Regions from separate parts of the Homo sapiens genome. Here region 1 is linked to region 2. Evidence: chromatin contacts called from ENCODE Hi-C or POLR2A ChIA-PET data. All regions are on one chromosome and are shown on one strand. The core of a region is the stretch at or near the end of the contact, and the rest is flanking DNA. Distances in the headings are between cores, read along the strand shown.

Evidence for each region. A loop is a pair of places that touch in the nucleus more often than their neighbours do. ChIA-PET counts read pairs that join two places held with the same protein, here RNA polymerase II (POLR2A). Pooled maps may share reads with other maps.
Region 1: a pooled map shows a loop between it and region 2 (2.8-fold over the local background). The contact joins the promoter of PCDHGB3 here to the enhancer-like site in region 2. A Hi-C loop is called at or near these places in 2 of 50 pooled maps. POLR2A ChIA-PET finds 5 or more read pairs at or near these places in 2 of 52 experiments (OCI-LY7 and WTC11).

What each region holds. Positions count from the first base shown.
Region 1 is chr5:141,366,453-141,373,144 of GRCh38, forward strand. PCDHGB3 (protocadherin gamma subfamily B, 3) reads left to right here and starts at 3,790. Exons shown (of 4, transcript NM_018924.5): 1 at 3,790-6,357. The coding sequence starts at 3,943. The region is part of intron 1 of PCDHGA1 (protocadherin gamma subfamily A, 1); the gene reads left to right. The region is part of intron 1 of PCDHGA2 (protocadherin gamma subfamily A, 2); the gene reads left to right. The region is part of intron 1 of PCDHGA3 (protocadherin gamma subfamily A, 3); the gene reads left to right. It also overlaps PCDHGB1, PCDHGA4, PCDHGB2, PCDHGA5 and PCDHG@.
Region 2 is chr5:141,491,133-141,498,844 of GRCh38, forward strand. It overlaps PCDHGA1 (protocadherin gamma subfamily A, 1), which reads left to right. Exons shown (of 4, transcript NM_018912.3): 2 at 3,675-3,733. It overlaps PCDHGA2 (protocadherin gamma subfamily A, 2), which reads left to right. Exons shown (of 4, transcript NM_018915.4): 2 at 3,675-3,733. It overlaps PCDHGA3 (protocadherin gamma subfamily A, 3), which reads left to right. Exons shown (of 4, transcript NM_018916.4): 2 at 3,675-3,733. PCDHGB1 (protocadherin gamma subfamily B, 1) reads left to right here. Exons shown (of 4, transcript NM_018922.3): 2 at 3,675-3,733. It also overlaps PCDHGA4, PCDHGB2, PCDHGA5, PCDHGB3, PCDHGA6 and PCDHGA7, and 13 more genes. Among named protein-coding and RNA genes, the nearest start is that of PCDHGC5, 5.9 kb to the left of the region's middle. RefSeq lists silencers at 577-646, 1,377-1,426 and enhancers at 777-1,226, 1,757-1,876. Within about 2 kb of position 2,825, at least 7 of the 41 ENCODE cell types and tissues checked have a DNase peak (open chromatin) inside an H3K27ac peak, as active enhancers do.

The DNA of each region.
Region 1 (6,692 bases), core at 2,540-5,039, 120 kb before region 2:
TCATCGTGCTGCTGGTGCTCAGACTGAGGCGCTGGCACAAGTCACGCCTGCTTCAGGCTGAAGGCAGCAGGTTGGCGGGTGTGCCCGCCTCGCACTTTGTGGGCGTGGATGGGGTTCGGGCTTTCCTGCAGACCTATTCCCACGAGGTCTCCCTCACCGCGGACTCGAGGAAGAGTCACCTGATCTTTCCCCAGCCCAACTACGCAGACACGCTCCTTAGTGAAGAGAGCTGTGAGAAAAGCGAGCCTCTTCTGATGTCTGATAAGGTAGATGCAAACAAAGAAGAACGGCGAGTTCAGGTTAGTTTTCTCTTTCGGTAAGGATGACCAGAACATTTTCATTTGTTTCCTTTTTCATGTTTCTGTCATATTCAGAATCAGCTAGTTATGTAAATAGTGGAACATTATTTGCTGTATTGGAGATTAATTTTTTTTATATAATTCATGCTTTCTCCATTTGTTTTCAAATTCTGTTTTGGGAAGTCTAGCTGATATCTGTAGACTTAAGTGAAACAAATACCTTAAAGGAAAGTGGTTAAATATAATCATTTTACCCAAATATTTTGTTATATTGGAACTGCAGTTCTATTAATAGAAAAGATGTTTTATTTATTCAAATTGTTAGATATATTGTTCTCTTTTGAGTGTCTGCCTAGACACCATTAGTGAATGTGTTTTGGAAAGGATAATGTATAGGACTGATATTTTAGTCTACCTGAAATTTGTTTAAGGAAATAATTTACAGTATTTACATAAATCAGTGGAAAGGTACAGAGAACTTCTGGGTCATAAATATCAGAAAAGAGGCCGGGTGCGGTGGCTGACGCCTGTAATCCCAGCACTTTGGGAGGCTGAGGTGGGCGGATCACGAGGTCAGGAGATCGAGACCATCCTGGCTAACACGGTGAAACCCTGTTCTACTAAAAATACAAAAAATTAGCCGGGCGTGGTGGCAGGCGCCTGTAGTCCCAGCTACTCGGAAGGCTGAGGCAGGAGAATGGGGTGAACCCGGGAGGAGGAGCTTGCAGTAAGCCGAGATCGCGCCACTGCACTCCAGCCTGGGAGACAGAACGAGACTCCGTCTCAAAATAAATAAATAAATAAATAAATAAATAAATAAATATCAGAAAAGTAGATAAAATTTATATTAATGATAACATGTAGCATTCTAAAGTCTGGAAAGTTTGTGTTAAGCCATGTAGTTATTGGATATGTGGGCTTGTTGAGAGAAGAAATCAGTGTAAAGGAACCTTAAGGTTGGGCTTCGTTCTGTGATGTAAAGCCTCCAGAGAGTTACATACTGCTGCACTCAATAAATGTAAATATGTCACACACCTGGCATCTTCTGTTATAGATAAACCCTTTACTTATTAGAATCAATACCTACTGCAATGTTAGCGTTTCTTTAAGTGTAGGTGCAATTCTTCTTTATTACTTGAGTTTAAGGTTGTATTTGAAAAAAAAAGAACTCAACTTAAAGATGGTTCAAAATTTTAAATTTCATATCTAACGTATGTGCTCATCTTAAATTAATAGATTTGTCTTAATGAAATACTGGCCTATGTGCCTCAAATTCCAGGAGGATGTGTTATGTAATGAAAGAACTACTATATTTCCCTTCTGCATCTGATTTGCTGAAGATGATTTTCAGATGTTTCTTATTAAAATATTCTTAATCCTTCAAATTTTGTACTTTTAAAACCTTGAGCATCAGCTTCAAATAATGACTAAATAAGGGGAAAAGGTAATAAAATATTACAAATGGGATAGTAAGCTACATTACTCAACCACATGAAAGGTTAATTGACACATTAAAGAACCTAAGACCACTTGATTTTTATTTTTTAAACACTGTTAAAGAGCATTCAAGTATATCTATATCTATATACATATACACACACATATATATACACACATATATATACACACATACACACACACAAACACACATACATACACACATGGACATTCTGACCAAAATGTAAAATGTACAAACTCACCGAATAGTGAATGCATCCAAAGAGTAACAAGAGAATCTATACAGTAGGTGTCGACATTATTCACTCCTATGTGAAAACTTGCTTTTCCATTTTTTTTAAAAGAAAATGTTATATGCTTCTTAGGGTAAGGTGTTTGGGAAAAAAGTAAAGGTTATAGATTTGGGTACATTTCTTCTGAGTTAAATGTTTTGTGCAATGGAAAAATATCTTTAAACCCTCTATAAACTACTAACAGACTATAAAATGCTTGATCCATACATTTTGAATGTATGTACTGTATATACCATATACTTTTAAATATCTGAATCTTTAGTTTTATATGTGTTCTGAAGAATAATTTTTCATACTAATTGAAGTGTTCATACAATGAACACTTGGCATTGTGTTGGAAGGCACTTGCTTTGGAATGTTTTGGAGCAAAGTCTTGAGTCAGTTATATTTTTGATGTTTGTATAAAGGTGACAATGAGTGTCTGTCTAGAATTCTGGTTACTGTGAGTAGTTTAAGATGCTATAATGCTTTTCCACTATAAGGTGAATTCGGTGTGGAACTCATTGCTTATTGCTGCACACTTGCCTAGTTTTAGAGTAACAATACATTATGTAGGCTAAAGATAATTTCTTTAGGAAGATTTTCTGGTTTGAAAATGGAATTAAAACTGTAAGACACCTGTCAGAAACATGGAAAATGGCATGTTATTGACCAGGGAAAAGTGTAAATAACAAAAAGTTAGGATTATCAGATGGTAAACTGGGGACCAAGGAAAAGTGGACAGGAAGATTACTTATATAATTAAATAATATAATTATAAGGACTTACAATTCACTCCCCAATCCTAATAACGCATCATTGTTAGGCTACTTGAGAAGAAACAGTACATTTCAGGACAATTGTGATGTAGTATGAAAAAACATCCTTTGTAAAAGTTTTTCATTTGGGCCAGGGTGGTTCATGACTATAATCCCAGCAATTTGGGACGCTGAGGTGGGAGGATTGCTTAAAGCCAGGTGTTCTAGCCCAGCCTGGGCAACATAGTGAAACCCCACCTCTATAGAAAAAAAAAGTTTTCAATCATACTTATTTAATTAAAAGTAGACACTTGGAAACAAAGGAAAAGAGACCCTCTTGCTTTTTACTATACTTCTATTTTATAAGGTCAATCATTTCCTCATTACCTTTAACTTCTTTTGGGGGGAGATAATAAAGATAAAAGAGAAGAAAGTGAAACATAGAATAAAACTAAAAGCTATGACATTATAACTTTTAGAAGTTAGAAGTAAAGGAAATAGAATGCAATAAGAATACACGTGAAGCTGATATTTCAAGCCTCTTTATACTACGTCTTCTGCCATCACCAAAAATAGCTTCCATTTGTATGATTTTCTATGTATTATTTTATTTGGCCCTCATTTCTACTAGAGTAAGCAGAGAAGATATTATTATGACCATTTTATGAAAATGGAAACTAAAAACGTGACGGGATTGAGCAAGATTATCTCTGCCCTTTGACAAGTAAAAGGTACTTGATTTGGATGGATAAAGCTCAAATTAAAAGAAATAACAGACTAAAGATATAGTAAGTATATTTAATGTTTTTTAAAAGTCCTTTTAAAATGGGAAGAAAGTATCACTATCAGTACACTGCCGATTTTTCTCCTAACTAGCTCCTTATTTGGAGCTGATTTAGTCACCATTACTGCAGTTCTGCAGCAGAGGCGCCGGGTGCCGCTCTTGGCTAGTGCTGTGCAAAATATTGGCTCCTCCCGCTGCAGCCAGCTCGGAAGAAAAGTGCACTCTCTATCAGGCTTCCTGCAGCGGAGACACCCATTAGAGAACCCAAGCACAAAGACAAAGCAAATAGTTGGTCCTGCTCGGAGAACTCTTGGGATTATTTAAAGATCTCCTCTCCTCGGATTTAGAAAGGCAAAGGCGCAGAGAGCGGGATGGGAAATAGCTCCGGATGGAGGGGCCCAGCAGGGCAGAGGCGAATGCTATTTCTCTTCCTGCTCTCTTTGTTAGACCAGGCTCTCTCCGAACCGATCCGCTACGCTATTCCCGAGGAGCTGGACAGGGGCTCGCTGGTAGGGAACCTCGCCAAGGACCTGGGGTTTGGCGTGGGGGATTTACCTACTAGGAACCTGCGGGTTATTGCAGAGAAGAAATTCTTTACCGTGAGCCCCGAAAATGGGAACTTACTTGTGAGCGACCGTATAGACCGAGAGGAGATTTGTGGCAAGAAGTCGACGTGTGTTCTGGAATTTGAAATGGTTGCTGAAAAGCCTTTAAACTTTTTTCATGTAACTGTGCTGATCCAGGATATTAACGACAACCCACCGACCTTTAGCCAAAATATCACTGAGCTGGAAATCAGCGAACTGGCTCTCACTGGAGCCACATTTGCCCTGGAATCTGCGCAAGATCCTGATGTAGGTGTCAATTCGCTGCAGCAGTACTACCTCAGCCCTGATCCGCACTTCTCTTTGATTCAGAAGGAGAACCTGGATGGCAGTAGGTACCCAGAGCTAGTACTGAAAGCACCCCTGGACAGGGAAGAGCAGCCACATCACCACCTGGTCCTCACAGCTGTGGATGGGGGCGAGCCCTCCAGAAGCTGTACCACCCAGATCAGGGTAATTGTCGCAGATGCAAATGATAACCCCCCAGTATTTACTCAGGACATGTACAGGGTCAATGTTGCAGAGAACCTGCCCGCTGGCTCCTCCGTATTAAAAGTGATGGCCATTGACATGGATGAGGGCATCAATGCCGAAATCATCTATGCCTTCATCAATATTGGCAAGGAAGTGAGACAACTGTTCAAGCTGGACAGTAAAACGGGGGAACTCACCACTATTGGAGAACTGGACTTTGAAGAGAGAGATAGCTACACAATTGGGGTGGAAGCAAAGGATGGTGGACATCACACTGCATATTGTAAAGTACAGATAGATATTTCAGATGAAAATGACAATGCCCCGGAGATAACCCTGGCTTCTGAATCCCAACATATACAAGAAGATGCTGAGCTGGGGACTGCCGTTGCCCTGATCAAAACACATGATCTAGATTCTGGATTTAATGGAGAAATCCTATGCCAACTAAAAGGAAACTTCCCCTTTAAAATCGTTCAAGATACCAAAAACACATACAGGTTGGTGACAGATGGAGCCCTGGACCGGGAGCAGATCCCAGAATACAATGTGACGATCACAGCTACCGACAAAGGCAATCCACCGCTCTCCTCCAGCAAGACCATCACTCTGCACATCCTTGATGTCAACGACAACGTTCCCGTTTTCCACCAGGCCTCCTACACCGTGCATGTAGCTGAGAACAATCCGCCTGGAGCCTCCATTGCGCATGTCAGAGCCTCGGATCCCGACTTGGGACCTAATGGCCTTGTCTCCTACTACATCGTGGCCAGTGACCTGGAGCCGCGGGAGCTGTCGTCCTACGTGTCCGTGAGCGCGCGGAGCGGGGTGGTGTTCGCGCAGCGAGCCTTCGACCACGAGCAGCTGCGTGCCTTCGAGCTCACTCTGCAGGCCCGCGACCAGGGCTCGCCTACGCTCAGCGCCAACGTGAGCCTGCGCGTGTTGGTGGACGACCGCAACGACAATGCACCGCTGGTGCTGTACCCAGCTCTGGGGCCCGAAGGCTCTGCGCTCTTCGATATGGTGCCGCGCTCTGCAGAGCCTGGCTACCTGGTGACCAAGGTGGTGGCGGTGGACGCAGACTCGGGATACAACGCCTGGCTGTCCTACCACATTGTGCAGGCCAGCGAGCCCGGGCTGTTCAGCCTGGGCCTGCGCACGGGTGAGGTGCGCACGGCGCGTACCTTGGGCGACAGGGAGGCCGCCCGCCAGCGCCTGCTGGTCACTGTGCGTGATGGAGGACAGCAGCCTCTTTCAGCCACCGTCATGCTGCACCTAATCTTCGCAGATAGCTTGCAAGAGATACAACCTGACCTTAGCGACCGCCCCACTCCCTCTGACCCTCAGGCGGAGCTACAGTTTCACCTAGTAGTGGCGTTGGCCTTGATCTCAGTGCTCTTCCTCCTCGCGGTGATTCTGGCAATCTCCCTGCGCCTGCGATGCTCCTCCAGACCCGCCACTGAGGGCTACTTTCAGCCTGGTGTCTGCTTCAAGACTGTACCTGGAGTTCTCCCCACCTACAGCGAAAGGACTTTGCCTTATTCCTACAATCCGTGTGCTGCCTCACATTCCTCAAACACCGAGTTTAAATTTCTCAATATAAAGGCTGAAAATGCTGCACCACAAGATCTTCTATGTGATGAAGCCTCTTGGTTTGAAAGTAATGACAATCCAGAAATGCCTTCTAATTCAGGCAATTTGCAAAAGGTGAGTTTCTTCAAACCTTTCCTTCCATAAATATAATTGGGTTTCAATTCATTGATTTAGAGATAAAAAGAATACAGATTAAATATTCCCTGATTACATTATTTTATTGATTTTCTGGTGTAGAGTAGGGTGTCTAGGAAATTCTTTGTAGAATTTCCTGTAGAATATCTGTGTTGCAGTTGTTCTTTCATAGAAAGCCTCCTTTTGATAGTCTTGAAACTTTTCTTAATCCTAATACACTATAATCTGAAACATTTTTAATACAGTATTATCTCACACTGTCATTTTCAGACATATCTATCCAGAATTAGACCCAAATCCTCACAATTAAGTGG
Region 2 (7,712 bases), core at 1,575-4,074:
CCGGGCCTTACTGGAGGATGACTCTGACACCCAGCAGGTGGTGGTCCTGGTGAGGGACAATGGTGACCCTTCACTCTCCTCCACAGCCACAGTGCTGCTGGTTCTGGAGGATGAGGACCCTGAGGAAATGCCCAAATCCAGTGACTTCCTCATACACCCTCCTGAGCGTTCAGACCTTACCCTTTACCTCATTGTGGCTCTAGCGACCGTCAGTCTCTTATCCCTAGTCACCTTCACCTTTCTGTCAGCGAAGTGCCTTCAGGGAAACGCAGACGGGGACGGGGGTGGAGGGCAGTGCTGCAGGCGCCAGGACTCACCCTCCCCGGACTTCTATAAGCAGTCCAGCCCCAACCTGCAGGTGAGCTCGGACGGCACGCTCAAGTACATGGAGGTGACGCTGCGGCCCACAGACTCGCAGAGCCACTGCTACAGGACGTGCTTTTCACCGGCCTCGGACGGCAGTGACTTCACTTTTCTAAGACCCCTCAGCGTTCAGCAGCCCACAGCTCTGGCGCTGGAGCCTGACGCCATCCGGTCCCGCTCTAATACGCTGCGGGAGCGGAGCCAGGTGAGGGGCTCGGCGCCGCCCCGGGCGACCCCTGGGGGCGGCACTGGAGAAGCCGCCCGTCCTCATAAGGGATTGAACTTGCATCCACTCCTCTCCGGCCGGCTTGGTCGCTGGCTGCGCTCCACCCGATTCTCGGGATCATTGGACCGTTTGCGCGAAACCAGAGTGGCCGATTAAGGGATGGGGCTCCGAGCACCGGGGGTGGTGGCGACTGTGGGCGAGGGGAGGTGGGACCGACCCCCACCCCTACACTCAAAAAAGGCCGGGGCCTCCTTCGAGCTTCCGGTGAATTTCGGGCGATTTCCGCGGGTGTCGGGGGTCCCGGGAGGAGGCAGTCACAGATCCACCCCTGCAGCCAGCCTCCTAGGCGCCGGCTCCGGCACGCTTCGCCGGTCTGTAGATTTCCTCTTCGATTTCTCCCCAGCTCCCAGCATCTGTGACTTCACTGTTACCCTCCCTATCCCCGCATCACCCAACCGCACCTGTCTGCGGGACTTAGGTGTGCGCGCGGGGCTCATGCGTGTCCTCCCTGCTGGCCACCCCCACGGCCCACACAAGTTGCACGGGCTCGCCACGCCCCGCCAACACGTGCGCGGACGCACGCACGCACTCCTCGCACGTGGGCTTACGCGAATACCAGCTTTCACTGCCACTCGCTCGCGGCCAGATTCACAGGCCTGTTCCGGTCCACTCGCAGCTCCCCTCTGCCGCTCCCTCCGCCGGGCTCAGGAGTACTCGTAGCTGATTGTGCGCGCCTGAGGGTCCCAGATCGCGGCCGCCCAGGACCAGGCGAGGACTCCGGAGCCTCCTCTCACCTCTCCCACCTGCGCCCCGGGCTGGGCCGGGTCGCCTGGGGGGCGGCCTGAGCGAGGCGCGGGGCCAGGAGCGCTGGAGCGACTGCCGCTCTAAGTGCCGGGCGGGCAGGACTCTACGATCCTTGGGCCAGAGGTCCGGATGGTCCCGGGACTCCGTCTCAAGGGTCGGCGACCCCTCAACCCAGAAGCCTCGAGCAGGCGGACAGGCAGAGCTGCCCAGTGGCCGAGGCGCGGCAGGGCTCCGCGTTGGGCGAGTGAGTGAGCCTCTATAGGACAGCAGGACTGGGACTCCAGTGGCACCAGCGGCCCCTTCCTCCCGCAGGAAGTGAAAGCCTCGAGCGCCCTGGCTCTCAACCCCCAGAGATACAGGCTTTTGGCGCCGTCGTGATCACAATGTGCCCAGCGATCTAGGGTCAGAGATTTGGAGGTGACCAAACTATCTGACACTCTAACAAGTCCTGTCTCCTCTGGCAGATGGAAAGCTATAGGCTCTGCCAGATGCCAGGGTGCCCTTATGTGTGAGGAAACTACAATAGTAAAAAACACAAGTTTCTCCAACTCCAGGAGCTTTTATTCAAAATATATCAATGCCTAACTCTGCTCCTAGGACTGTATTTTGAAACACCCCCAGGTGATTTTGATAGCTGATTGAGAGAAACTTACTATATAACTCCTTTGAGAACCTCATCTCATTTGCTCTTCCCACCATTGCTGTTGGCTAGGTACTAACATGCCTCTCTTATAACAGCTTCACAGAGGTCAAGTGACTTGCTCAAGTTCACAGAGCAAGTAAGAGAGATTCTAACCCCTGTCTAACTCCAGAATGTGTGCTTTTAATTTCTTGGCACTTGGAACTTTAAAAGCTTGAGGACAGGAGAGGGGAGTTGCCTCTGCTGGGATTTTGCTTCTGCTGGGATGGGGCAAGGGTGGGGTTCCTTCCCTTTTAGGACCTTACATGTGGGGAAAGTCTTCTGTGGCTCCTCATTTCTGAGCAGTCCCCGCAGCGCAAACTTGGCCAGTTATCCTTTTGGAGATTGAGTTCCCCCAGCTCCGTTTCCTCCTATCACAATCACTGCATTTCCATGTAGATTCTGCTGTGTCTAAGAATACAGTGGCTGAGGGCTGGCCATCCCTGTGCCCTTCTCCATGGCAGCCCCAGAATGGTGCTGGTGACTCCCGATACACCTGGAATGCTAGGTTTCTGGGTTCTGCTCATATCACTGCCACCTGTGAGCCTTGAGTGAGCCACTGGCAGTTCCGGAGCTTCCTTCTCCCTGGAGTAATCTGAGATACTCACACTCTCTGCTTCTGGGAGCAAGTATGAGTATTAATTACCAGCCCACCCCAGAACCAGTGAGGAGGTGGCTCTAGGAGTGCTCCATGAGAGTGTGTGATGGGATAACACACCCCCTGGAAAGACCAGAAGGGACTCAGGAATGAAGTGGCTGGCCAGAGCCCCACACCTTCAGCTAGGTGGGAGATGGCTACACATCAGCCCCTTGGGAGCCCTGGAGACTTAGTTGGCCCTGCTTGGAGGCTGTGGGAGCTGGATCCCTCCCCGCTGCATCCCTTCCATTTTTCTCCGTCTCAGACAGAGCAGCCTTGTTCTCTTCTCCTTAGTCACAGACCATTGTCTGGCACGGAGTTCTAGGGGTGAGAAGTGTCCCGGGACTTGGATGCCCCGCAAAGGCCCAATCTGGCATGACTCCTAAATTAATAATGTATTTAGCTGTGGGAAGAGATTCTTGCAAGCCAAGGGCCCAGAGAAGATGTCCCTGTGAATGTGTCACTGCACAACCTGGCACCAAAAGGGTTACCAAGAACAGCAGCCATCTTGCTGCAGAGGATGCTTTGTTCCCAGCTGAGGAGTTGAATAAATTCATTCTAGGGCTGGTAGAATTCTCATTGAAAAGCCTCCTTTGCCACTTTAGGGGGCTTTGTCTGCACCTCTTCCCCCAGTTCCACAGAAGATGCCTTCAGTCCTTGAATTTTGGCTCAGGAGTTCTGACTCTGGGGGCAGGGAGGAAGGGGCCATTTCTTTAGGAAAGGAGTCTCAGCTTGCTCACTGTGGTCAGATGAAATGTGATTTATCTCTTGGTTTCTGGTACCTCAGACCTCTGAGACCTGAGGTGTATTTTGTCTTTGGAGATGAGTCCACCCCTGCCCCCTCTTAGTCCGTTTTCTTCTCTGTGCCCACTCCCCTCCTTCTCTCCCGGCCCATCCCTAGGGGCTCGGGTGACATTCTAACTTCTCACGGGTACTCAGCCCCTTTCCCTCTGTTTTCTCCACAGCAAGCCCCGCCCAACACGGACTGGCGTTTCTCTCAGGCCCAGAGACCCGGCACCAGCGGGTAGGTGACTGATTCTCCAGCCCACCCTCTTCTCTGCGGCATTTTCTCAGGGATGACGTGGGAGGAGATGGGGGAGGGCCCAGCATTTGCTACAGATGGCTTCTCCCTCAGTTTGAGATCCCAGGGAGGTCTTGGTGTGCGGGGGGCTGGCACACAGACCCCGGAAGGAAGAGGCGACTGCCCTGACTGTTCAGGAAGCTCAATTCACATGCTTGCCCCTTCCCTCCTCGCCACGACCGGCACCTTTTCCTATCCCCTGAGGGCACTGTGGAACCAAAGGATGGTCTTAAGCTGGTCTCTGGGTGAAAGCGAGGCTTTCTATGCCCATGTACTGCCTAACCCCCTCCCCTGAGTTGAGCTGGGCTCCATTATGACCTGGGGCTCAGGCAGAAAAGCATTTGACCGGAGGAGGCGGTCCGCACTCAGCGCCTCCTCCAGAGCCTCCAGAGCCGAGGCTGACTGCAGCCTGGGGAGAGTGGAGGCAGCACAGCTGGAGGTGGAACTGAGGAAGGACTGGGCGGGGCATGGAGCAGGCCCCCTTCTCCGGCCCCTCCTCCCACTGTCCTCTGCCCCTACTTGTCCTGCTCTCTGTCTGTGGGGTCTCCGTGTCTCTGCCCCTTTTTCTTGAGTTTCCGTCTTTGCCACTTTCTCTTACCTCTCAGTCCTTCCCTCAGTCTCTATCTCGCTTTGCAATCTCTGCCTCTCCCTCTCTTCTCCATCTCTGTCTTAGCTTCCGTCTTGATTGCTGCACCTCAGCCTCAGTCCCTTTCATTTGTCTACTTGCATTGATCTGTGCCGCCCACTGTGCCTGCCATGGCATAAGTGCTCAATAAATGTGGAGTGAGTAACTACACGGGACCCTTAGTCTCTTTCTCCTTCTCTATCTCTGCCTCCCTGTCCTTGTCCTGGACCTCTTTTCTGTTTCTCCTTTCACCGTTTCCTAGCGCCTTGTGTTCTTCTATCCCCAGCCTCTATGTTTCTCTGTCTCTCACTATTTCTGCTTTCCTCTCTGTTCTTTGTCTCTCTTTGTCTCTGTCTCTGTATATCTTTCTTTGTCTCTGTCTCTGGTCTCTGTGCCTGTTGTCTTTTTCTGCCTCTTTCTCTGTTACTCTTTCTTTATCTCTCTTTTTCTTTTATCTTGTCTTTTTTCTCTGAGCCTCTGTCTCTGTCTCTCATTTTTTTGTGCTTGTGGGCAAGCCAGCACACACAACCCCCCACCCACCACCCACCAACACCCCGCTCTCTTCCTTCCCTGCCCCTCACACACTGAGCCTTTGATCGCAGCTCTCCACCAGACACCCTCCCATCCAAGCAGCCCCAGCTGCTCATTTCAATCTGGTATGAATTCCTGCTGAGACAGGAACCCCCTGCGGGCTGAAGGGGAGGGAAACTTCAGCAGAAAGACCTTCAGTTGGTCTGAGCAGAGTGGGATAGGCTCTGCGCCAGGCCTCCCAGTTAGAAGTCAGGAGCCTGGAGGAGTCTCAGAGCCCAGGGAGAGAAGCAGGAGCTTGGGCCACCTTACCCTACCTCCTCAATGGTTGAGTACTTGCTGTCCACATTTGCCAAGTTGCTACAGATGCTGAGCTTCCAAGAGTTATCTTTCCCCCATCCTGCAACCAACCAAACCCTTGTTGCCACAAGGACCCAGGAGCCCTTGGTGTATGGCAGAGATTCCAGCTTCTGGGCATGCACAGTCCTGTCACCCATTTTAGGAACGCAAAGCGCTTCTTAGAAGGCCCCTAAAAAGCAGCAGATCAAAAGGCTTGGGCTGCCCTTGCCCTTCCTTTGACCCCAGCTGTTGTCCTTCTCCCTGCTGGCCTTGCCAACCTTCTCATAAGTTATCCATTAAGTCATTAATGTATTCATTCGTTCATTTATTCAACAAATATTTATCGAGCATCTACTATGAGCAGGGCCCTGTGCTAAACATTGGGCTATAGGAGTGAACAAGTAGATGTGATCCCAGAACTCATAGGCTTCCAGACCAGCAGAGGAGACTGAAAATTTGCAACAAGTAACACTTAAAAAAAAAAAAAAAGGCTGGGCACTGTGGTTCACGCCTGTAATCCCAGCACTTTGGGAGGCCAAGGTGGGTAGATCACTTGAGGTCAGGGGTTTGAGACCAGCCTGGCAGCCAACATGGTGAAACCCCATCTCGATTAAAAATACAAAAATTAGCCAGGCGTGGTGGCAGGCACCTGTAATCCCAGCGACTTAGGAGGCTGAGGCAGAACTGCTTGAACCCGGAAGGCAGAGGTTGCAGTGAGCTGAGATCACGAAAAAAAAATAATCTAGCCACAAATCACAGTAAGTTCTGAGAGGCAGAGAACAATGTGAGTGTAATGGGGGGGGGAAGATCAGAGAAGGCTTCTAGGAGGAGGTGACATTGAGAAGTTCTAGGCCATTTATGTTCCCTCTACCTACCACCACCCCAGGCCATACACTGGCTTTGAAGCAGAATTCACCATTGAACCTGGAAGCCCCACCAACTGCCTCTCATGTGTCCTCTGGGGTGAGCACCTTACCCCTGCCTCAACTCCCATTCCATCAAATGAGAGGCTTAGTGGCCTGGAATACATGTGGGAGCTCTTGGAGATATGGAGGAGAAGGTGCGGAACCTCTCTCTCTCTCCTCTCTCTGCTTCCTTAGTTAACTTGTGGAGGATGCAACAAACCTTTTTTTTTTTTTTTTTTAGACAGAGTCTTGCTCTGTTGCCCAAGCTGGAGTGCAGTGGTGCGATCTTGGCTCACTGCAACCTCTGCCTGCCAGGTTCAAGCGATTCTCCTGCCTCAGCCTCCCGAGTAGCTGGGACAGCAGGTGTGCACCACCACACCCAGCTCATTTTTGTATTTTTAGTAGAGATGGGTTTCGCCACGTTGGCCAGGCTGGTTTCAAACTCCCCGACCTCAACTGATCCACCTGCTTCAGCTTCCCAAAGTGCTAGAATTACAGGTGTGATCGCCCCCGGCCACAACAAACATTTTTGATTCAGCGGCTCCAAAGTGAAATAAGCGTTAGGATCTAGTCCAGTAACTTCAACTTCTCTCCTTCATTCATTCAACAAATGGTCAGTGAGCACTTTCTGTTGGCCAGGCAGTGTTCTCGATGTGGGAGGCCCCTGCCCTCAAGGAGTTTACAGTGCACTGAAGGAGACAAATATTGACCAAATAATTACAAAAATAAATGTGAGACTGAAACTGTCATAAGTGCTAGGTAGAATTGTATCTGGTGGTGTGGGCGTATAATAGGGATTTGATTTAGGGAGCAGGAGGACATCCTGGAAATGAAGTTGTGCTGAGATCTGAAAGACAAATACAAATTAACCAGCTAAAGAAAAGAAGGAAGAGCATTCCAGATGGTCAGGCATACCAGCTTCAAAGCAGGGCTGGTGTTGAGTTCTTCAGTAAACTTGGTTCAAGATCAAGCCAGCTCTGGGTCACACTGCCTACACAGAAGGAAGAGCATTCCAAATGGGAAAAGCCTATGCAAAAGCCTTGTGGTGAGGCCTCCTGGGATCAAGGGAATGGCAGGGAGTTTTCTCTTTGCTGGCACTGGAGTGAGGGGATGAAGAGGAGAGGTTCCTTTTATCCAGTCTAACCCTGGTTCCAGCCTTCTGTTGATGCCCTGCCTCACTCCCTCCCCACCATCTTGCCCACTGCCCTCCAGCCTGGTCTGGTCAGACACACCAGCTTCAAAGCAGGGCTAGTATTGAGTTCTTCAGTAAACTTGGTTCAAGTTCAAGTCAGCACTGGGTCACACTGCCTAGACAGAAGGAAGAAGACCTGGCCAGGTGTGGTGGCTCACGCCTGTAATCCCAGCACTTTGGGAGGCTGAGGTGGGTGGATCACCTGAGGTCAGGAGTTTGAGACCAGCCTGGCCAACATGATGAAACCCCATCTCTAGTAAAAATACAAAATATTAGCCAGGTGTGGTGGTGCACACCTGTAGTCCCAGCTACTCAGGAGGCTGAGGCAGGGGA